3 separate regions of the Homo sapiens genome follow, and regions 1 and 2 are each linked to region 3. A link is a loop called in an ENCODE intact Hi-C map of the cell type or tissue named here. Cell type or tissue: CD14-positive monocyte. All regions are shown on one strand.

Region 1 (8,000 bases), 55 kb after region 3:
ATTACAGATGTGAGCCACCACACCTGGCCCCCCAAAAAAGAATCTTTAAGATCTTTCATTTTGCTTGTAAAAATTCTGCATTCTATACCATAGTATGTATGTGTTTTCTTAATACATTCTTCCTCATATCTTCAAGTACATGTATTGCTCCAGGAAGATACACTGGTTTGTACTGTGGCTTTGAATAACTCTAACCTCTATTACATAGCCCCTGAACTGTGACACCTGCTTTGAGAGCCTGGACTTAGTGGATTTAGGGACAATGTTATCTGGAAATCATGATAGTGACCTCTATCTTATACTGGGGACCTATAGAAGAATTGAACAGAGGATTTGACTGTGATTTTAACTACAAATTTTATGAGATATAGCCCTTCCACTGGGCTCACATAAGTGCTAGGATGCTAGTTTATAACAAGTTCCTGCACATAGATGATGGAATTGTTTTAGTGGCCCTCCCTTTCTGTCCCCTGAAGTCTCTTGACCTCCCTGCCCAATAGGCATACATTTATGGACAGCCAGTTGAATGAGAGAGAAGAATCCAAATAAGAAAAATAAATGAGCAGTTATTTTCCTTCTTAAATTATTGAAACTATGATAATAATTCAGATGAATCTAGAAGGAATAGTAAAAGCAGAAGTCAAACATTAAAACAGTAGGAACAGTGACTAATATTTGTATAACCTTTCAAAGGGCACTGTGACCCACATTGCTGTAGGTATTCACTGATCTTCCCATCAGCCCTATAAAATGTGCATTACTATAGCTATTTTAAGAGTTAAGGAAACCAGTTGTGTCTTACCTGAGGTTGCACACCTAGTAAGTAGAACTGGTGGCTTAAACTCCAATCTTCTTACCTTAAGCTGATTACACTTTACATCATAGAAAGTAGGGGCTTTGGGAAGAACAGGAGAGAGTTTTGGAGTCAGTTTTCTCTTGTCAAAAATGAAAATAATACTTACCTTAGAGTAGGACTGCTCCAAAGGTAGACAGGGCCCTGGCCAAATAACGTTTTGCAAGGCCTCTGCCTGTATAAACCAGTTGATGGGTCCATGTATGATATATTGACTTACTAAGGATTTAGAACAATGGGTAGAGAAGAGATACTTATGTATTTGTTATCCAATCAGTGCATATGAAAATTCCTTTTGCTACCCAGACACCACCAACTCTTTCTGTTCAGGTTCAGGAACCATCTCTGTGTTTTCTATTGTCAAATGTATCATTGCTGGAAAGTTTCATATCTCCTGCCACAAACAACAAGTATCTGTATTATTAGTACTCAATGCCATGGCTTTTTGGAAACTGTTTTGTGGAAACAGTGATCTTCTCCCTTCATTTCTCCAGTACCATTCAGCTCATGCTGGATACATCATTTCATGAGGCTGCGCTATCCTTCCTGAGACCTGGGAGTATCTCAAAGATGGGACTGCTTTGTTGGTCATGAACACACACCAGTGTCAGAGAGTGCAGGGAAAGTGTAAATGGTAATTTGTTTTCTGGTCATATTAAATGTATCATTTGACATTTTATAGTGTAAACAGAACAGTGCATCTTCTAACCATGGCTTCTCCTGGACTCCTTCAGCCCCATATGCCTGGGTCTAAGGGAGGTACTACTTTGTAGAGGATTGTTGTAAAGCTGAATTAGATCATTAGATCCGCTGTCTGGTGCCTGGTTTGTGCTCAGTGAATGTTACTTCTCTTGTGTCTTTCACTACCACCCAGAAAGAGGATGTGTTTTTATTTTTAAGGAAATAAAGTGTGGAAGCAAAATTGAATTGGAGAGTCACAGCAGATCTCTGGTGGAGTGCCTCCGTGAAAATTGTCTGTTGAAGCACTTGGAGAACTTAGTGGGGAGCATCCCTCCAGCTAAGAGGAAATAAATTACAAGGCTCTGGAGACAAATGTAACCTGGAGTTAATGTCAGCTCCACAATCACTGATCAAATAGGAAGGTGGCCTGGTTTGATGAAAAGGTATTGCAGTGCCTAGCAGCAAGAGCAGAAAGGCAGGGCCTCCGGAGCTGAGAAATACCACAAGTTTCAGATGGCTCAGATCAAGCAGTCCCTTTTTTCTTAAAGTGATAGAAGACATTTGACAGTGCTTCAGCATTTGTCGTAGATGGCTGTACACGTATCATGATGGCAAAAGCTGTAGAGAAACCTGAGTCTACATTGGAAGCCACAAAGAGCAAAGAGTCAGTGATGTCTAGGGTAGAATGGATTGGCACAGCCCACATGTGGGTAGATGATGAAACTGGTGACAATGCAAGCAAGACCCAGCAGACCTTGGAGTAACAGGTCAGACAGGTGGCAGTCAGAGGAGACAGAAGTTGTCCTTAAGGAGAAACATTTCCATCTTGGGGCTTGAGAGGATCTATGGCAGTAAAGGCTATTTCAAAAAAAAAATTAAAGTGAAAATATTTAATGACAGAATAGGATTACTCAAGCTAGGCGAAGCTGCTTCTGCCATTTCCCTCCTCATGTCATTATCCCAGAAACAACTCTCTAGTACTTGGAGAAAGGCATCCTCATGAGGAAGGTAGAAGATGGAATTGAAGAATTCCCTCCTCTGTGGATGGAAAGAGCTCTGTGTAGAGAGGCTCATCTGCACGCTCATGCATGTCCCCCTAGCATGGTAACACTGGCTTTGATTAAGCTGCTGGGTTGTTAGGCAGTGTGCTAAGTGCTGCCTACATGGTCTTCTTTTCTCATAAGGAATGCTTTAAACTAAATTAGCACATGAAACGAGGGAGCAGGCATGGTAGGGGCTGATCTGAGTCCAGTCCTCTCTGAGATGGTTCTAGAAACTAGACTGATGGTTACACAATGTCCATCACTGATCTGTAGAGTCCTCAGGAATCACTGTCAATGACTCTTCCCCAGTTTCCCTGGCCATCACCCCACTTCCCCCTTACACTTCCTGTTGATTAACCTTCCAAGGCAAGGTAACCAACTGATTTCAGTCCAGCATTTTATTGGGTACTTGTATATTCTGTGCCATACATGCTTTGCTAAAATGATCATATTCTATGAGAGAAAGATATTTAAATGGACAATTACTCTTCAGTGTAATGGAGTGTAATGCTAGGCCTTAACTATGTCCTAGTCATCATTGTATCCTTAATCCCAGGCCAGTTAGTTAGCATGTACTGAGCACCAGCGAGGGGCCAGACACCGTACTCAGTGCCAGCCCTTCTTTCTCAGCATAACTCTTAACAAAAAAATTTTATAAAGTAAGTACTAGTATAATCCCACTTTTAAAGATGTGCAAATTAAGGGCACAAAACAATTTAAAAGACATGCCCCAAATCACACAGCTATTAAGAGAGCCAGGATAAAAATCCAAGCAGAGTGACTCTATTGTCTCTAAATATTTGTTGCCTGTGGAAATGAGAGGCAGAAAGGGGAAGGCGGTAGGAGAATGGGGGAACAAGTGAGCAAGTGAAGATGAAGGTCTGCCCTAGGTGGCGCAGGTCCACAGGGGGATGGGTTCTACCTGAGAAGGGAAGTATCATGGAAAGTTCGCAAGGGAAGTGGTGCTTAGAAAATAGGCATCCCTGGCCAAGGCGGGCTAAGGGAGCAGAGCTAAGGCCAGCCCTTCCAGTTTTGCGCTAGATCCTTTCCCCCTCCGCCTTCTCACAGGCATTCTCCCCCAACCTGGCCAACATGGTGAAACCTTGTCTCTACTAAAAATGCAAAAATTAGCCGGGCGCGGTGGCAGGCGCCTGTAACCTCAGCTTCTCGGGAGGCTGAGGCAGGAGAATCACTTGGACCTCGGAGGTGGAGGTTGCAGTGAGCCGAGATCATGCCACCACACTCCAGCCTGGGCAACAGAGTGAGACCCCGTCTCAGAAAACAAACACAACAAAAAGAAACATTCTCCCTACAACTGTCCTATCTCTACTGCATTGTGAGTTTTTCTTTTATTCTAACCAGCTTGTAAACTTGGGGAAATATTTCCTAACCTCAAAAAACACTTTACCCTGCTTCCCCGCTCCGGCTATTGCCCCATTTCTTTGTTCCTTTGTAGCAGAACTCCTAAAAATAGTCTGTGTTTCATGACTTCAGTTTGTCTCTTCCTGTTTTCTCTTAAACCCAGTGAAACGAGTTTCACCTCCACATTCCAGTGGAATGGCTGTTGTTGAGGTTGGTGGTGACCTCCCTGTTGCCGAATCCAGCATTTAGTCCTGTGGCCACACCTTACTGGACCTCCACAGTGTGTGACGCAGTTGGTCTCTGCGTCCTTCCTAAGACACTTCGTTGACCACAGCCTCACACTCTCCTGCTCTTTCAGCCTCCTGCAGTGCTACTCCTCATCTCCCAAATGCTGATCCTTCAGACACACGTCAGCCAGGGCACCCTCCCACTAGATATCATGTGGTGACTCTCCCTGTGGTTGGATCTGAACCCGAGCCAGGCGCTTATGGCAGCCACGCGTGTCACACAGCATGTGTGTCCCCTCCAAATGTGCTCCCTCACCACATCCTGATGCGATTCTTGGAATTACATGGTTTCCACTGCACATGGGGAAGTTGAAAATCAGATTTTCCATCACTTGCTTGTCAGTGTCCTCTGTGACAGTTTCTGATTCCAGATCTGATGCTTTTTCCATTTATGACCCATTGCTTGGCCTGATTCCTTAAACTCAGTCCTTCTGAGTGAAGCAGGAGAGTGGAAGCGTCTGGTTCCTTCTTTGGGGCTCCAGCCTGTCCATCTGGATTTCCTCTTGTGAGTGCAGTGGTAACACTCTTCACCCCAGGGGCTTGGTAGTCACGTTTGCAGGACAATGGGTGCTCTTACTGGGTTTAATGCTAAATCTCCCAAAATGAAAGGCCAGCTGCAGAGTAGGAGAAGAACAAGGGCTGAGTGATTTGATCAGACATCTGTGGGGGCCTGCTGGCATTTGGAGTGTGAGTGCCTTAGAGAGACTGACTATTCTGGCCCCAGGGAGTTGGCGACCGTTAATCTTGGTGGTTTTGACCGCTAACTGCCCCAGAGGTCCCAGCCTGCTGGATGACTCAGAATCCCCAACACTCCCCCTATTCTTCTCTCACTGGGATAGTCAGGAGGCCATTTCTAAGGCATTTTAATTTGGTAATAACTTGACATGACCCACTGTACCCAGAGTTGTACGTTTTAGGAGTTACTGTCGCTTTCTAAATGAGGGGTTGATTTGGAGCCCATCATCCTTGATATTGGACTGCCTTCCACTGCCATGGAGAGAGCAGTATCTCCTGCCTTGCCTGCTGGGCTCCAGCTCCCTCTCCATTGTAGATGACGTGATCCTGTGCCCCCTGGACTGTCCCACAGCCCTTATTCTTTAAGTACCTTGCCAAAAGTTGATGGGGTAAACTAGAGAGAAAAGAGGTGGCCAAAGGTCTGTCTGTTGTTCATTTATTTCTGCACTGCACTGTGTTAAGAAGGGCACCTGCTGTCCATCTTTCTGCTGTTTATGAAACTTTCTGGAATTCAGAAAGACCACAGGAACTCACAGCACAAGGCAGGCAAGCAGATGGTGGGGACTGGGGACAGGACATGAAGAGACTCAAAATGCCTTACTGCCGCAGACCAAAGCTGTGTGAGGCCTTCTGGACTGTCTTCTCCACCCCGTGTCTGACTGTGTTGACCACTCCTGTGCTGTCCTGTGCCTTCCTCCGTGACCGTGTTGGTGGCAGTGCCCTGTTAAGAGTTCCTCCACTGGTGTTAGAGACCTTGGGTTCTAATCCAGTGTCTACCACTTGTATGATCTTGGATTAGTCTCTTCATCTTTCTAGGCCTTGTGTGTAAATTAATTCATAGCACCAACTCACAGAGTTGTTGAGAGAGCTAACTGAAAACATCTAGAACGTTTTTGTCACTGTGCCTAGTCAAAAAGCTTCTAGTCAGTTCTGTAATTGCACTGAGGTTTATATTTCATTTCAAAAATACAGTTGTTTACATAAGAAAATATTGTTTTTCTCTTGTTAGACTTTTGGCTTTCTTTTGCCTACCAAATAAAGTCCCAACTCCTTGGCTTGTCACTCAGCCTTCAGATTTGCATTTCAGGCTTTGAATTTCCGTGGTGGGGGATGCTTGAAAATGTAGATTTCTAAAAGAAATTGTGCATTGATCAGATGAGTTTGTGTTCAATGAGCAGTTACTCTGTGTAAGGCTCTGGGCTAGGCCCGAGGGGTCTGTGGTGAATCAGACATGACACACACTAGGCAGTGGCATCATCATTTCTGGTACCACCACCCCACACCCACCCAGTCCAGACCCTGCAGAAGGCAGCCTGGAGGGTAGGCTTGCCACAGGGCCCCAGCACAGTAGAGCAGCTGGGCACCAGAGTTTTGGCAGCAGGCCCAAGGGTGGGGGTGGAGGAGGTGGGGACTCAGAACTGGCAGCCAGCCAGGGCTCACTCAGGTGCCCCAGCATGCAGGGCCTCCAGCCCCGGCAGTCACGGAGCCCATTCACTGACTATATCCTGTTCTTTGGCTGTGATCTTCTCTAGACTGCATAGTGCAGAGATTTTGGTGGCAGGGCAGTGACTCCAGACCCACATTGAACGCATAAGACGTTGAAACCCAAAGATGTGAGGTGGCATGATTATGGTCACACAGCAACAGGCCAGGATTAGAACACAAGTCTTCTGAAAAATATGTAGCAGTCTCAGCCTTGTGGGTTCCTTGAGATTGCCTTGTCTGCCGTGAGACTGTCAGGGTCATTTTGTTCCTTAAGAAAGTTTTAGGGGTCTTCTTTGTGCCCATTTATGCAAGGCACTGGAGAGGGTAGGCAGGGTTAAATCAGCCTCTGACCTTAGGAATTTACAGTGTATCAAGGGAGACATACTACCAAAAATTACAATACAGAATAGCAAGTGCTGGGGGTAAGTATATGATGTGAGGGGAAGGGGGAGTGACTATACAAGCACAGAGGAGGCACTTAGCCCAATCCGAGGGTCAGGGAATCACTCCCAGTGAAGCTGATATTTAAGCTTAATCATGAAGGACCAATAGTTGTTAGCCAGATGAAGAAGGACAAGGAATAACATTCCAGGCAGAGAGAGGAAACCATCCTCAACTAAAAGTCTAATGGTTATGTCAGTAGCCCCAGTGACATAATTTATCGTGTCTATATTCGGTCACTGTTCGGGACAGTTCCCACTACTGGGGAATGGTTCCCACTGGATGGATCATAGCCTGAGTGGAGAGAATAAAAGCAGATGAGGCTGGCCATGTAGGAACATACAAGGAAGGTGGAAAGGCCAGGGGCTCTGAGTATCAAAGCCTGAGTAGCTGTATTCTATGAACTCCAAGCACCACTCCCCCGGGTATTGGAGCCTTGATAGAGCTCCTCGTTTCCTTGGTTTCAGGCTTCCTGCAAAGAATTATGAGTTTGAGCTGGGCACAGTGGCTCAATGCCTGTAATCCCAACACTTTGGGAGGCCAAGGCGAGAGGATCGCTTGAACTCAGGAGTTTAAGACCTGCCTGGGCAACATAATGAAACCCTGTCTCTTAAAAAGAAATCTGTGAGAATCCAGTTAAGTTCCTTTTACAGATACCATCCAGGGGCCTGACTTATTTATCTATCTATTCCTTTAGGGTTGGGGATTTGTTTTGTTTTTACCCTTAAAGCCTTAATGTGGAAAAGTGCCTGAAGTGCTGATTGTAGGGAATGAAACTTGATTCAAGGTTTAAACACCTTATCCCAGCCACTCGGGAGGCTGAGGCAGGAGAATGGCGTGAACCCGGGAGGCGGAGCTTGCAGTGAGCCGAGATTGCGCCACTGCACTCCAGCCTGGGCAACAGAACGAGACTCCGTCTCAAAAAAAAAAAAAAAAGGGTTAAACACCTACAGCTCCTTATGAATTAATAACCCACTCAGTGCTCAGTGCCTGGCAAGCTGTAACTTTCCTTCTCTTCCCATAGGCCTGCTGAATTAGCCACCAAGTACGCAAACTTTTCAGAGGGAGCTTGCAAGCCTGGCTATGCTTCAGCCTTGATGACGGCCATCTTCC
Region 2 (8,000 bases), 96 kb after region 3:
CTAGGGAACCCCAAAACTGTTGAGCATGGAGAAGGCCAAGTGGGCCAGGAGTCTGTGGCAGCCACCTGTCTGCTTGTGTAGGTTTTCCCCAACAGGCTTAGTCCTCCCAGTACCGAGGTAAGGATTCTGAGAAGTAACCCCTGTGCCAGAAAGCTTGGCCCAGATTGATTGTGCCTCCTAGGATTCATGTGTAGGAAACACCCTCTGTTCCTGAAGTGAGGAGAAAGGTGCTGGGGCTTGGGGCAGTGACAGGACTCAGGCCATTCCAGAAGGGAGCAGCCATGGCCCGAATGAGCAGCTGGCCACAGATAATAGTTCCCAGGACTCTCCTACATGTGGGACAACAGCAGGCTCCAGTGGATGGAGCACTCCAGCCTCTTTGGAATGAGGTGGCCAAAGTACTTGGCAGGATGTGCACTGTAACAACGAGGGGACCAGAAGAACCCTGGTAGAGAACTCAGGAGAAGGAGGCTAGGAATACAGCCAGGCAATGTGCTACATGAACCTTTGAGACTGAGACATGAGCCCATGGGTGAGGACTGTTGGACCTGTGTTAATGGAGTGTGAGGGAGAGGACGGGGTGTGAGGGAGAAGATGGCATGTGAAGAAGAGGATGGGGTGTGAGGGAGAGGCTGGGGTGTGAGGGAGAGGATGGGGTGTGAGGGAGAGGATGGGGTGTGAGGGAGAGGATGGGGTGTGTGGGAGAGGCTGGGGTATGGGAGAGGATGGGGTGTGAGGGAGAGGATGGGGTGTGAGGGAGAAGATGGGATGTGAGGGAGAAGATGGGGTGTGAGGGAGAAGATGGGATGTGAGGGAGAAGATGGGGTGTGAGGGAGAGGATGGGGTGTGAGGGAGAGGCTGGGGTGTGAGGGAGAGGAGGGATGTGGGAAAGGATGGGGTGGGAGGGAGAGGATGAGGTGTGAGGGAGAAGATGGGATGTGTGGGAGAAGATGGGGTGTGAGGGAGAGGCTGGGGTGTGAGGGAGAGGAGGGGTGTGGGAGAGGATGGGGTGGGAGGGAGAGGAGGGCGTGTGTGAGGGTAGGAAGGGGTTTGTGGGAGGGAGGAGGGGGTATGTGGGGGAGGGGGAGCGGTACGTCGGTGGGGGGTGTGTGTGGGAGATGACTGGGATGTGAGAAAGAGGGTGGGGTCTGAGTGAGAGGCTGGGGGTGAGGTAGAGGAGGGGGTGAGGGTAGGAGGGGACATGGGAGGAGGGGGTCTGTGGGGGAGGGGAGAAGGTGTGAGGGGGAGGAGGGGGTGTGTGGGGGAGATGATTGGGGTGTGAGAGAGGATGGGGACTAACAAAGAGGATGGTATATGAGGGAGAGGCTGGGGTGTGAGGGACAGGAGGGGGTGTATTGAGAGGGGTGTGGGGGGCCGGGAGTAGGAGGAGAGGGAGGAGAGGTGTGGGGGGAAGGGGGGAGGGGCTGTGGGGGGGACGGAGGAGAGGGTGTGTTGGGGAGAGGTGAGAGGGGGAGTGTTGGGGAAGGGTGTGAGCGAGACGGGGTGTGAGGGGGGAGGACTGTCTCAGGGCAGAGAGAGTCCTGCCAGGGCTGCTGGTGAGGCACCTGCTGCTCTTCACCCTGCCTCTGACCGGGCACTCCCTGAGGGAGAGGGAGGGCATGGCAGATACCAAAACTGGGAGGGGAGAGAGAGAGGTGAAGGAAACTGACAGTCATTGAGCAACATGGTGTGCCAAGAACTTCACATGCCTTATCTCACTTCATCTTCACAATAATCCACGAGGTAGTAGGTATTATTAGCCCCTTTTTACAGTCATTCAACAAATACTTAGTGAGTACACTGCTCTTGTACTGGAGGTAAAGCAGTGAGCAAAACTGACCAACAGTCTTGCCTTCATGGGGCTCATATTCTAGTGGGAAGCAGGCAAAGAAACGATATAGAAATAAGGTGTACAGTATTTTAGATGGTGGGAAATACTAGAGAAAAATAAAGCAGGAATGGAAGTTAGAGAGGGGCTGCCATTTGAGATTGGGAAAGACCTTCATGGGAAGGTGACATTTAAGTAAAAACCTAAAGGAAATCAGGGAAGGCCATGCTGATATCTTGGGGAAGAGCCTTCCAGGCAGAGGAAACAGCCAGTGCAAAAGCTCTGAGGTGGGATCCAAATGCAGGAAAGATGCCTGTGTTAAAGAAGTGGGAAATATGAGAGATGAAGTAAGAAAGAGAAATCTGAATCATGGGAGTGTTGGAGGTCACTCTAGGAATGGAGGATTTGGAGCAGAGGAGTGACTTCAGTTTTAAAGGATCCTTCTAGCTGCCTTGATGAGAATAGACTGTTGCAAGGCAGTCCGATTGGGAGGCTATTGTGACCTACAGGAGAGATGATTGTGACCTGGACCACGGTGGAAGCAGTGGAGGTGGTAAGAAAGCGTCAAGTTCAGGGTATATTCTGAAGGGAGAGCTAACAGGTTTGCTGCCAGCACAGGTGTGAGTATGAGAGAAAGAGAGTAATTTAGGCCAACTAAAAGTGTGTAGCCTGAGAAACTGGAAGAATGAAGATGCCATTTACCAAGATGGAGAAATGACTGCAAGAAGAGCAGGTTTTAGGAGCATTATGAACTCAAGTTTAAACATGCAGAGTTTGAGATGCCTCTTAGACATCCAAGTGTAGCTATCAAGAAGGCAGGGGAAGGGCCAGGTGTGGTGGTTCACACCTGTAATCCCAGCACTTTGGGAGGCTAAGGTGGGCAGATCACCTGAGGCCAGGGGTTTGAGACCATCCTGGCTAACATGGCAGAACTCCATCTCCACTAAAAATACAAAAATTAGCTGGGTGTGGTGGTGCGTGCCTGTAATCACAGCTACTCAGGAGGCTGAGGCAGAAGAATCTCTTGAACCCGGGAGGCAGAGGTTGCATGTAACGTGAACCAAGATCGCACCACTGTACTCCAGCCTGGACGACAGAGTAAGATTCTGTCTCAAAATAAATAAATAAATAAATAAAATAAAAATACAAAAAGAAGGCAGGGGAATATAGCAGTGTGTGGGGTTCAGGGAAGAGGTCCAGACTATGAAAATGGATGAGATCACCAAATAAGTGAATATGGATGGAGGAGAGAAGCTGGGACTGAGCCCAGAGAATGGCCCACACTTGGTGTGGGACATTGAGGGAGCAACTGCAGAAAGGAATGAGAAAGAGGAGTGCCCATTGCAACATTAGGAAATCCAGGAAAATGTGATATTCTGGAAACCAAAGAAAGTATTACAAAAGGAGTAATTAACTGTGTAATATGTTGCTGGTAGGCAGGATGATTGTATAAGTTACTATACAAACTAGGGCACTTTTGAGAGTGAAAATGGACAAGATTAATTACTCCAGGATAAGACACATAAACCAACATTGTCCCAGGCAAATCACAATGTATGGTTACTCTGTTGATAGGTTAAGTAAAGAATTGACCATTGGATTTAGCAGCATGAAAGTAATACGTGACCTTAAAGGATCATTGGTATGGATTCAAGAGAAATGGGAGGAGAGAGATTGGAGACAGGCAAATGTAGATAACTCTTTGAAGGAGTGTTTCTGTAAAGAGATGGAGATAAAATGAATAGGTGGTCACTATATGGGTGATAGTTGTACTGTTCTTTTAACTTTTCTGTATGAATGTTTTTCATAATGTAAAGTTAGAAGAGTGCAAATTTTAAAACCTTAAAAAAGAAGAGAGAAGGGGTTTAATATGGATAAACAACGTATTTGTTTGCCTATGGGGATAATCCAGAAATGAGATGATGTAAGAGTGAAGACTTCCTGGAGCAGTGTCCTTTAGTAAATGAAAAAGATAAGGTCTAGGGCACAAAAGTTGGCCTTAGTTACAAATATGGGCAGTTCAAACATAAAGTAGAGAATATAGGCACAAATGCACGCAAGTAGTGATACGCAGCTTGTAAACATTCTGTTCTGTTTGTTTCACATATTTCAGTACCATGGTAAACAAGGTTATCTATGGGAACAAGAATGAGGGAGGTGTTGGAATTGTAGAGAGAAAAGAGAAAGTATGAGTAGTCATCCAGGAGAATGGAAGAATGACTGAGCTGATAACATATATGATTGCCAGGAAGCATAAGGGCCTCACTGGTATTTTGAGTGAGACCAGCCAGCAACCAGCATGGTTGTTCTCCAGCCAGACATATTCAGCTGTGTAGGTACATCCCCAGAGTAGGTAGGAATTTCGATTTAATCAAAGCTGTGTTTCCCCCAAATGAGAAAGGAACAAAGAAGCTGAGGGTGAATGCAAAGAAGTGATTATAATGATTGATTTGGAATTTAAGCTGGATGAGAATTGCAGTAAGAATATAAGGAAGTAAAGGACAGTGAAAAGACGGTCAAACCAATGGCTTGATGATTTCAGTGTGTTGAGGATTGTACGAGTTTAGCTATGACAGCAGGTGAGCTATAGATACATGGAGGCAGTCAGGGAGTGAGCTTGAGACTGACATTAGAGAGGGCTTTAGTTATTAGCAGCGACCTAGTTTAACATATAATTTAGGAGTAAATAGCTGAGATAGGAAAGAGATTAAGATCACTGGAGGAGGGGAGGCCAAGGCAGGCCTGCCTTGGAGTTTACCACTTTCTATGTTTGGAAGTGATATTGTTTGGCTTTGTCCACACCCATATTTCATCTTGAATTGTAATCCCCATAAACCCCACGTGTCATGGGAGGAACCTGGTGGGAAGTGATTGGATCATGGGGGGTTTCCCCCATGCTGTTCTCATGATAGTGAATGGTTTTATAAGCATCTGGCATTTCCCCTGCTTGTACTCACTCTCTCCTGCCACCTTGTGAAGAAGGTGCCTGCTCCTGTTTCACCTTCCGCCATGATTGTGTTTCCTGAGGCCTCCCCAGCCATGCAGAACTGTGAGTTGATTAAACCTCTTTCCTTTATAAATGACCCAGTCTTGGGTATTTCTTTATAGCAGCGTGAGAACAGACTAATACATGAAGAAAATTCATCTCTCCTGTTTCCTGCTTTTTGATAAAAGAATACACAAAAAATACTGCACCTGATGATAATTGCTTTAGAATTTCTCTTCTTCTTCTTCTTCTTCTTCTTCTTCTTCTTCTTCTTCTTCTTCTTCTTCTTATTATTATTATTATTATTATTATTATTATTTTTGAGACAGGGTCTCACTCTGTCATCTAGGCTGGAGTACAGTAGTGTGATCTTGGTTCACTGCAGCCTCGACATTCCAGGCTCAAGTGATGCTCCCCACTCAGCTTCCCAAGTCGTTGGGATTACCTTGCCACCATGGCAGGATAATTTTTTAAATTTTTTGTAGAGACAGGGTTTCGCCATGTTGCTCAGGCTGATCTCAAACTCCTGGGCTCAAGCAATCCGCCCGCCTCGGCCTCCTAAAGTACTGGGATTACAGGCATGAGCCACTGCGCCCAGCTTAGAATTTCTCTTCACTTTATTTTTGACTGAGCCTATAGTTGAACAGGGAGATATCTGTCAAGGAAGGGGGTACTAGACTTGCCAAGCACAGGGATCATAAATGATTTGTGGCCCTAGAACATCAAGACTGGAAGAAAAGCAGCTCAAGTCATAGAGCAGACCCTGAGGGGAGAGAGCCAGTCAAGCATCGGGATTGAGGCTCTTAGCTGTCAGGTATAAAAGATTCAGTCCATAGAGGCCATCGTAAGGTACTGTGGCAGGAAAGGCTAGAGATTTGGGCCTGAGTCAGTAATGTGGAACTGCTGAAGATCTTCCAATGAAGGGACAAGATAGGCTGGGACTTGCTTATCTCCATAACTTTACCAGGTAATGGCAGTACTATGGCCTGGAAAGGTGTCATGTGTCTAGAATGACCTACAGCAAGTCTCTGGTCCTCCTTCCTGGTGGTTGGCTGGATGGCCATGGGGTGCTCATTGCATGTGGATGGACGAATGTGAAAGAGGAATGCTGCAGCCCAGTAGTTATGGTTGTGACAGGTCCCTATCCAGTGGGCAGGGCCCATTGTTGTAGCTATTCATTCATTCATTCATTACCTATAATATGCTAGGTGCTGTTCTAGGTACTAGGCATGTGATGTTAAAGACAAGGCATGGTGATAAAACTGTCACCTCAGCTCGCCCAGGAGGCGAGCAGAGGTGAAAAATGGCAGAAATAGTAGGAATACCAGCCTCTGCGTTTGTATGGGGGCTGGAATTCTTATTGTGGGACAGTTCTCCCTATGCATCTCGACAATAGTCTGTGACAGGTTTCTATCACTAGCTTGACCCATCCCATTTGATCAGGTGTTCAGAGAGAGAGGATTCTGCCCCTACAGCCTCACCCAAGGTCTCCAAAGTCAGGAACAATGTTTGAGCCCCTGGACTGAAGAAGGCAGCTATAGTATTTTCCTGTAGGAACAGAGTCCCCAGCTAGGACTAAGGGGGACCTGCATGGGAAATTCCAGGAGCAGTCTGCATTCATGCATTGCCCAGTCTGGGGCGATGATGATGATTGTGATGTCATCTAGCCACGTGGGTGCAGGGTCTTCTGACTTCCCTGGTCAGCAGAGTTGGCTCACCCTTCTCACTTCCCTGCAGAGAAACACACAGAGGCCACATTCAGGACCCCAGAGATAGCAAACAAGCAGATAGGTCTCCCCTTAGTCTGTGACTTGGATGCTCTTCATTGAAGAAAAGACAGATGGAATAGGTTTAGGGGAAGATAATGGGCTCCTTTTTTGATGTGTTGAGCCTAGGTGCCAGTAGGAGATCTTGGACAAGATACTCCAGGTGCAGTTGGATATATAAGTCTTGAGCTCCGGATACAGGTCTAAGTTTGAGATGGAGATTCAGCAGCCCCCAGTTAGAAATATGTGTCTGGATATCTGGAACTTGAACCCTCCTGTAAACAGTCGCATTTTCCAGCCTTTTCTTTATAAAACCTGCCTGGGACTGTAAGCAATGATTGGATGCAGAGCAGATAGTGGTCAGCAATGACTGCCCTTGTGCCCCTTCCCTGAAGGTAGAGGGTCTCATCTCACAGAACAGCATCTGCTCATTCTCTGTCATGTTGTCTCACTCCTTAGCAGAGGAAAAAAGATGGCTGAAACCTTCCCTTCCAGGAATCCCATTTCTAGGGGTTCAGAAAGTAATGTATCTGTATTAATTTCCTGTGGCTGCCCTAACAGATGATTCCCTCACAGTTCTGGTGGACAGAAGTTCAAAGTCAGTATTCCTGGACTGAAATCAAGGTGTTAGCAGGGCTGGGCTCCCTCCAGATGCTCTAGGTCATATCCGTCTCTCGCCTCTTCTGCCTCTGGCGACTGCTAGCATCTCTTGTCTCGTGGCCGCATCTCTCCAGTCTTGACCTGTGGTCACATTGCCTTTTCGTCTGTGTGTGGTCAAATCTCTCTCCACCTCTCTCCTCTAAGGATTCACAATGGTGTTAGGGCTCACCTAGATAATCCAGGATTATATCCTCATCTCAAAATCTTACTTTAGGAAGTGTACATCCTACCAGAAAAACACAAGCAATAAACAACTAAGAAGTAAAATATTTAGTAAATTACCACAAGATAAATGCCATGGGAAGAAAGAAAATATGGCAAGGTGACAGGAGCAAGTTGCATTATTAAATAGGATGGTGAGGGTTGGCCTCAAGGGAAATGAGAGATTTGAGTAAAGACTGGAAGGAGGCGAGGAATGAGCCAAATGTGTGTCTGAGGAAGAACATTCCAGGCAGAGGAAACAGCTCTAGTCAAGGCCCTAAGGCAGCAAGGAGTGTGGCTGGGGGACTGTGAACAGAGGGAGAGTAGTAGGAGATGAGACCAGAGAGGAAGTTGGGGTGAGGGAGATCATAGATGGCCTTATAGGCTGTTGTAAGGATGTCAGCCTTTACTCTGAGATAGGAAGACATTGCCCATGTGGAAATATTGATCTTTGATAGAAGAATGGAATTTTGCTCAGTTTTATCAAGAGGGAAGAGCAGACACGGTAGTTTTGAATATTTGGTGGAAGGCAGATCTCTGATCTCACTTACCAAATATT
Region 3 (8,000 bases):
TTTTTTTCGAGACTGAGTCGCGCTCTTGTCACCCAGGCTGGAGTGGAATGGTATGATCTCAGCTCACTGCAACCTCTGCCTCCCAGATTCAAGCGATTCTCCTGCCTCAGCCTCCAGAATAGCTGGGATTACAGGCGCCCACCACAATGCCTGGCTAATGTTTGTATTTTTAGTAGAGATGGAGTTTCGCCATGTTGGCCAGGCTGGTCTTGAACTCCTGACCTCAGGTGAACACCTGCCTCAGCCTCCCAAAGTGCTGGGATTACAGGTGTGAGCCACCGCACTCAGCCGGAAATCTGAATTTTTATGTGAAATCTCCTGACTTATAAATGTTAACAAATTCAGACATTTGCAAACACTTCGTGGGCTAAACCTAATACATCTGTGAGCCTCCAGTTTACAACTTCTACTTGGGGGGACACAAAAATATAGTTATGCAGGAATTCTAATTCAAAGATTAAGGAAGTTCCCTTTTTCTTGTGCATACCCTTGTTCAGCATAGTTACCAAATAAAAGATTCAGAATACCAAGGACACAAACCAGGAGTTTTTTTTTTTAAGTCCCTTTTATTTTCTCCTCAATATAATATTAAGTAATAAATAATTATGACTTTCACTGATCTTCCTTCCTTAACCTAAGCAGTAAAGATCTCCCTATCTTGCAAGAGGCAGGTGAAGGAGATTTGTCCACAGTCAGCCTCCATTGACCACAGTATGGTCAGTGTTTCCCTGGAGGTGAGGTGACCTGCCTTCTATTCCTTTTTCTTCCTTTCTTGTAGATAATAGTTTTCTTGAAATATAATTTACACACCATACAATTTACTTACTTAAAGTTCAAAATTCAGTGGTTTTTAGTATATCCACAGAGCCGTGCTAACAGCACCACAATTACAAACATCACCACAATTCATTTTAAACATTTTCATTACCCCAAAAAGAAATCCTGCAGCCATTTGCCGTCAGGGCCCATTTTCCCTCAGTCACCCGTATCCCTAGGGCAACCACTGATCTGCTTTCTGTCACCGTAGATTTGCATGTCCTGGACATTCCATATAAATAGAACCATATAATATGTAGTCTTTTGTGACTGGCTATATGGGTTTTTGCACTTAGGATAATGTTTCAAGGTTTGCCCATATTATAACATTTATCTCATTTCTTATTATGGCCAAATAATATTCCATTATAGGATAACACCACATTTTATTTATCCATTCATCAGTTGATGAATGGATAAATATGGATGATATTTAGGTTACTTTCACTTTAAACTCTTATTATCAATAATACTGAACATTTGTGTACAAGTTTTTGTGTAGACATACTGTTTTCATTTCTCTTGGGTACTGGCAGTGGAATTGCTGAGTCACATGGTAACTCTATACTTAACTTACTGAGGAACTGCCAGACTGCTTTCCAAAGCTGCTACATCATTTTACATTCCCACCAGCAGTGTGTGAGGGTTCCCTTCCTCCCTGTGCCCTCCATTCTTAATACTTATAATGATCAACAGTGATGACAACCCATTACAACTTCACATTTCTCAGTTGGGGCGCTGAAAGCTATGTGTCCTCTCTTTTTTAATGGAAATATTATAAATTGCTAGGCGTACAAAATTTCTCATGAGAAAGTATAAAGACTTTGTTGAGCACCTTTCATTTTTGCCCCTTCTCTGGCTTAACTAAGTAATCTCTTGAGAATGGTATGGTACCATGCTCTTTTAAGGACAGCCTATCAAGTTCATCTTTTTCCCAGGTGAAAGGAGGAATGTCATATGGCTAATGACTTCAGAGTCTCATCATGTCTAAGGGTCTCTGGCACATGTATATTATATAGGTCCTGCTATCAGAGAGATTCATATCTTTTTTATTATTTGGGTTTTTAAAGCAAATCCCAGACATCATGTCATTTTACCCATGAATACTTAATTACACATCTCTAAGTCATACGATCTTTTTTAAAAAAGCCAATGTGTTATTACCTCACATTAACAATAATTCCTTAGTGTCTTCCAATACACAATCCATATTCAGATAACCCCAATTATTAAAAATGCCTTTTTGAGCTCATATAGCCAAGACAATCCTAAGCAAAAAGAACAAAGCTGGAGGCATCATACTACCCAACTTCAAACTATACTTCAAGGCTACGGTAACCAAAACAGCTTGGTACTGGTACAAAAACAGACACATAGACCAATGGAACACAATAAAGAACTCAGAAATAAGACCACACACCTACAACCATCTGATCTTCTACAAACCTGACAAAACAAGCAATGGGGAATGATGCTGGGAGAACTGGCTAGCCATATGCAGAAAATTGAAACTGGACCCCTTCCTTACACATTATACAAAAATTAACTCAAGACGGATTAAAGACTTAAATGCAAAACCCAAAACTATAAAAATGCTAGAAGAAAATCTAGGCAATACCATTCAGGACATAGGCACAGGAAAAGATTTCGGGATGAAAATGCCAAAAGCAATTGCAACAAAAGCAAAAATTGACAAATGGGATCTAATTAAACTAAAGAATTTTTGCACAACAAAATAAACTATCATCAGAGTGAATAGATAAACTACAGAATGGGAGAAATTAGTTCAACCATTGTGGAAGACAGTGTGGCAATTCCTTAAAGATCTAGAAGCAGAAATACCATTTGACCCAGCAATCCCATTACTAGGTATATACTCAAAAAATATAAATCATTCTATTATAGAGATACATGCACTCATACGTTCACTGCAACACTGTTCACAAGAGCAAAGACATAGAATCAACCCAGATGCCAATCAATGATAGACTGGATAAAGAAAATGTGGTACATATACACCATGGAATACTATGCAGCCATAAAAAGGAATGAGATCATGTCCTCTGCAGGGACATGGTTGGAGCTGGAAGCCATTATCCTCAGAAAGCTGATACAGGAACAGAAAACCAAAAACCGTATGTTCTCATTTACAAGTGGGAGCTGAACCATGAGAACACATGGACACATGGTGAGAACAACACATACTGGGGCCTGGTGCGGGGAAGGAGAGCATCAGGAAGAATAGCTAATGGATGCTGGGCTTAATACCTAGGTGATGGGTTGATCTGTGCAGCAAGTCACCATGGCACACATTTACCTCTTTAACAAACCTGCACAACCTGCAGATGTACCCCAGAACTTAAAAGCTGATGGGAAAAATAAAAAGCCTTTTCATAGCACTTTGGATCTGGGTCCAAACAAGGTCCACACATTTGGGGTTTTTTTAAACTTATCTTTCATTCTAGATTAATTCTTTTCAATCATATTTAGACAAAGAAAACAATTACAAAATAATATGAGTATTTAGTAAGATATTCAATAGGATATGATCAAATGTGAGGCATCCAGATTTCTTTTCTTTTTTTCTTTTTTTTTTTTTTTTTTTGAGACGGAGTCTCGCTCTGTCGCCCAGGCTGGAGTGCAGTGGCACGATCTCGGCTCACTGCAAGCTCCGCCTCCCGGGTTCACGCCATTCTCCTGCCTCAGCCTCCCGAGTAGCTGGGACTACAGGCACCCGCCACAACGCCCGGCTAATTTTTTTTGTATTTTTAGTAGAGGCAGGGTTTCACCATGTTAGCCAGGATGGTCTCGACCTCCTAACCTCGTGATCCACCCGCCTCGTCCTCCCAAAGCGCTGGGATTACAGGCGTGAGCCACTGCGCCCGGCCATTCTTTTTTTTTCAGACAGAGTTTTGCTCTTGTCATCCAGGCTGGAGTGCAATGGCGTGATCTCGGCTCACTGCAACCTCCACCTCCCAGTTCAAGTGATTCTCCTTCCTCAACCTCCCGAGTAGATGGGATTACAGGCACCTGCCAGCAGGCCCAGCTAATTTTTGTATATTTGGTAGAGATTGGGTTTTGCCATGTTTGCCAGGCTAGTCTCAAACTCCTGACCTCAGGTGATCCACCCGCCTCAGCCTCCCAAAGTGCTGGGATTACAGGTGTGAGCCACTGCGCCCAGCTAGATTTCTAACAGACTCTTCATTGGCCCTATTGGTAGGTATATGATATGCTGTAATAATTAAGGAACCAGATCAACTAGATTTGAAGCCCCAGTCCTATCCTTATAGGCTGTGTAATCTTGTGCAAGTTACTTTAGTGTTTGTTCGTATTGAAGTTATACATGTGCATAGTTTACAGGGCTTGTTCCCAACAACAAAAAAAGCACTTCCTCATTATCACCACTAGTTGACTTCCTACCTCCAAGAGGCATTCATTTTTAACTCTTTTAGGTAACTTGTTTGGTTTTTTAACCTCTGAATCTCTAATAACAAGTGTATGTTGCCAGTTCTTGATTTTTCTGTTTTGAGTATTACCTACTGACTTTCTTCAATGGAAGATGAATATTTAATACTCTGTCACACTCACCACTCCTCTACCACAGCCATGCAATCTATCCTCCAATTCTTCTAATACGGTTAGAGCAATATTCAGTCTATATACTATGACCATAGAAACACTATTCATAGATACCATGATTACTGGTTTTTCATTGTATGTTTTGTTTTTCCTGAAGTCAGTAAAAGTCTTGCTTTTTGCTTTCCTTAGTTTTCTATGTATTTGTCACTAATTCAACCCTAAACTCTTCCCCAGTTGTATAAATCTTTCTCCATATGTTCAGACATGTTAGATTGTCTATCAGCTTCATTTTCTTGAAGAACTCTCTTTGGGAGCCTCTGACATGCTCTCTTTGGATGGTTTGCTCTCTGTGTAGCTGCACATCTGTGGTCTTGAAGTCCCTGTCACCATCCTCTTGTGGTATATCTCATTTCCTGGGCCCCATATTTTTTTACTTCTTCATTTAATGGAACACATCTTGTACTGATTTCCTGAGAAAGGATACATGAGAGGTAATTTTTTGAGAACATACCTGAAAATGTCTTTATTCTGATTTCACACTTAATTGATAGTCTTGCTGCGTATAGAATTCTAGGTTGGAAACCATTTTCCCTCAGTATTTTGAAGATACTGCCCCCATTGTATTCTAGGCTTTTGGTGTTCCTCTTGAGGAGTCTTAATGCTATTCTGATTTTTAATTATTTATATAAAACCTGTTTGTAGTTGTTCTCTCTGGAAATTTGAAATTTCATGATAATATACCTTGATGGAGGGCTGTTTTCATACTGTGCTGGACACTCAGAGGGCCCTTTTAAGCTCAAAAAAACTCAAAACCTTTAGTTCTGGGACAACTTTATTGAGTTATTCTTTTCAGCATTTTCTCCTTTTCATTTTTTCCTGTATTCTTTCTTTCTAGAACTCCCATATTCAGAAGGCATGTTTTCTGGACTTGTCCTTTAATCTTTTAAAAATATTTTAATCATTTTCCATCTCTATCTTTTTGTTCTATATTGTGAGAAATTTCCTTAACTTTTCCAATCCCTTTTCCAGGTCCTTTTTATTTCTGCTGTTATGTGTTTCATTTTCCAGGGTTACTTTTTTCTTTTTGTTCACCTCACCAAATATATTTTTTATGATATCCTCCACCTGTTTCACGAATAACATTTCTTCTCTCTGAGGAGTTTAATGATTTTTTTTTTCCTGAGTTTTCATCCCCCTGAGTCTCTTCAGTTTTTCCATGTTGCATTTAGGTTTCATTTGTTTTGGTCTCCTGTCGTTATAGCAAATACTTTCCTCTAATGCCTCAAACAATCTTGGCTGTCTGCTCATATTTAGAAACCGGGAATCTTGTTTTTAGTATCATCTTCATTCCCTCTTCTAGTGGTACCTGATGCTGCCAGTGATTGAGTCTTTGGGGAGTTCTGTGATGTATTTCACGTTCAGTTCAACTTTTCCCACTACCAGCACAGGATTCAGCTTTCTTGAGTTTGCTGACTTCCACTTGTCTACTTGGTTTCCAGTTTTGTGTCTCTTCTGTCTTTGTCCTGGGTGCTTCTGCTTTACAATGAACATGCAGTCGTTTCTGTCACTTGGGGAGATTTGAATGGGAGTAATCTAAATCAGGTCAGCAAACTGTGGTTCCTATGCCAGATCTAGCCCACAGCTTGTTTTTGTGTGACCTGACTTAAAAATGATTTTTATATTTTTAGGCCAGGCACAGTGGCTCATGCCTGTAATCCCGGCATTTTAGGAGACTTTGGGAGGCAGCGGATCATTTGAGTCCAGGAATTTGAAACCAGCCTGGGCAACATGGTGAAACCCCCACTCTACTAAAAACACAAAAAATTAGCCAGGCATGGTGGCACACACCTCTAATCCCAGCTACTTGGGAGGCTGAGGCATTAGAATCACTTGAACCCAGGAGGCAGAGGTTGCAGTGAGCTGACATCACGACACTGCACTCCAGCCTGGGTGGCAGAGCAAGACTGTCTCAAAAAAAAAAAAAAGATTTTTACATGTTTAAAGGGTTGCTAAGCAAAACAAAACAAAAAAACAGAAGGATATGTGACAGAGACTGTGGCCTACAACGCCTAAAATATTTACTGTCCACCTACAGAGAAAGTTTTTCAACCCCCAACTGAAATCTCCTATTTCAAACTGGAAGGCTAGTTCCTTCCCTCCCAATTTCCACATGCAATGATCACCTCCCATTTCATAGAGAAAATAAATCTATTGGGCAATCTACTTCTTACTCTCCCATCCCTATACCAAACCACTGCGGTTTGCCAGTTACCCATAATACTTCATTAAGTCAAACTGCAATGAATTTGAAAGGTCATTGAAAACCTCCTTGTTACTGAATTCAGCTCCCTATTTTTTCAGTCTGTATTTTACTGGCTGCTCTATGACATTTGATAACGTGTGGCTTCCATTCTCACGGAGTTAACTGAACCTGCTCTTTCTGAAATCGCCAGTAGCATCCTAATTGGCAAACCCAAAGAATGCTTTCCACACCTTATCTTCTCCTTTCTTTTGCTACATTTAACATTATTGCTTCCCATCTATTTCTGGAATATTTCTACTCCCTTGTATTCTGTGGTAGTATTTTCTCTTAGTCCTCACCATCCCACATCCGATCAGTTTCCCAATCCTGTCCATTCTCCCTTTGAATTTCATCCGGCCCCCAACAGCCTCACGTGAGACCCTCATTGTCTGTCACCTGGCTTACCACAAAGCTCTCCTGCTAGGTCTTAGCCTCCTTACGCTCTGTCTTACACACTGCCGCTAGAATGGTTTTCCTGAAGCAAAAATCTGTTGATATCATTAATTTTCTGAAAAATATATAGTGTCTTTCTCTACTCTGTCTACTTTTACTCAATAAAATCCAGACTCCTAACTTGGTATTCAAAACCCCATCTGGTCTGCTTTTCTGCCTTATTTTCACTGTTTCTCCCTCTCTATATTCCTCTCCACTTATCAGTCCCTCTTTTACTTCAGCCACACTGTCATCAACGGTGATGATGCTGATGATAAAAACACTAACAGCAGCATGTATTGAGGACTTAACTACATGCCAGGCACTGTGTTCAGTGCTTTATGTTAATTTGGACATCTAATCCTCATGACATGGCCTTATGAGGTGGGTTCTATTAATGGTCCACCAGTATGGCAAATATGAACTTGAAACATCTTTAAACATTTTTTTTTCAAAAGATCAGTGTCAAAATTCGTTTGGCAGTAAAATCTGACCTGAAATGGTATGAATGTATTTATAGTCCCTTTTAGCATAAAAATTCATTTCATAGAAGAAATATTAATATTTAATTACAGGATGCTGCCCCAAACCTCATAGGGGGATGTTAAATAATATATGGTTTGTGCAGTATGCTGCTTTCCTAAAATCTGAACACTTTGGGATTCTAATACTATCTAGTTTGAGGGGGCTCAGATAAATTTTGAACTTTGTGTTACTCTTTTTACAGATGAGGAAATTAAGGCTCAGCAAGATTTAAGTAGGTTGCCCAAAGTTACATAGTGGGAAAAACAGTGGAGCCCGGATTAGCACCATGGTGGCCTGGTTCAAACGCATGCCTTGTCTGCTGTGCTGCACAGGTCCATGCCACCTG

Evidence for each region. Hi-C counts contacts between places; a loop is a spot of excess contacts. Peaks named below come from ENCODE experiments on the same cell type or tissue, not always from the same donor. Only the 100,000 strongest peaks of a DNase experiment are listed, where the experiment ranks them.
Region 1: a loop joins it to region 3, with 1.9 times the contacts of the local background. A loop is called at or near these places in 7 of 110 quality-filtered maps.
Region 2: a loop joins it to region 3, with 2.1 times the contacts of the local background. A loop is called at or near these places in 7 of 110 quality-filtered maps.

Annotation. Positions count from the first base shown.
Region 1 is chr1:43,830,308-43,838,307 of GRCh38, forward strand. ST3GAL3 (ST3 beta-galactoside alpha-2,3-sialyltransferase 3) reads left to right here. Exons shown (of 12, transcript NM_006279.5): 5 at 7,912-8,000. Among named protein-coding and RNA genes, the nearest start is that of MIR6079, 4.3 kb to the right of the region's middle. RefSeq lists enhancers at 3,860-4,627, 4,628-5,395. In CD14-positive monocyte, no CTCF peak of the experiment used is centred here; DNase peaks (open chromatin) are centred at 2,884, 3,444, 4,064, 5,014 and 1 weaker place; H3K4me3 peaks cover 3,804 bases; H3K27ac peaks cover 4,267 bases.
Region 2 is chr1:43,870,850-43,878,849 of GRCh38, forward strand. The region is part of intron 5 of ST3GAL3 (ST3 beta-galactoside alpha-2,3-sialyltransferase 3); the gene reads left to right. Among named protein-coding and RNA genes, the nearest start is that of MIR6079, 36 kb to the left of the region's middle. RefSeq lists an enhancer at 110-610. In CD14-positive monocyte, no CTCF peak of the experiment used is centred here; DNase peaks (open chromatin) are centred at 4,712 and 6,482.
Region 3 is chr1:43,775,243-43,783,242 of GRCh38, forward strand. All of the region lies in intron 2 of ST3GAL3 (ST3 beta-galactoside alpha-2,3-sialyltransferase 3), which reads left to right. Among named protein-coding and RNA genes, the nearest start is that of ST3GAL3-AS1, 52 kb to the left of the region's middle. In CD14-positive monocyte, a CTCF peak has its summit at 4,406; a DNase peak (open chromatin) is centred at 6,489; H3K4me3 peaks cover 420 bases; H3K27ac peaks cover 3,065 bases.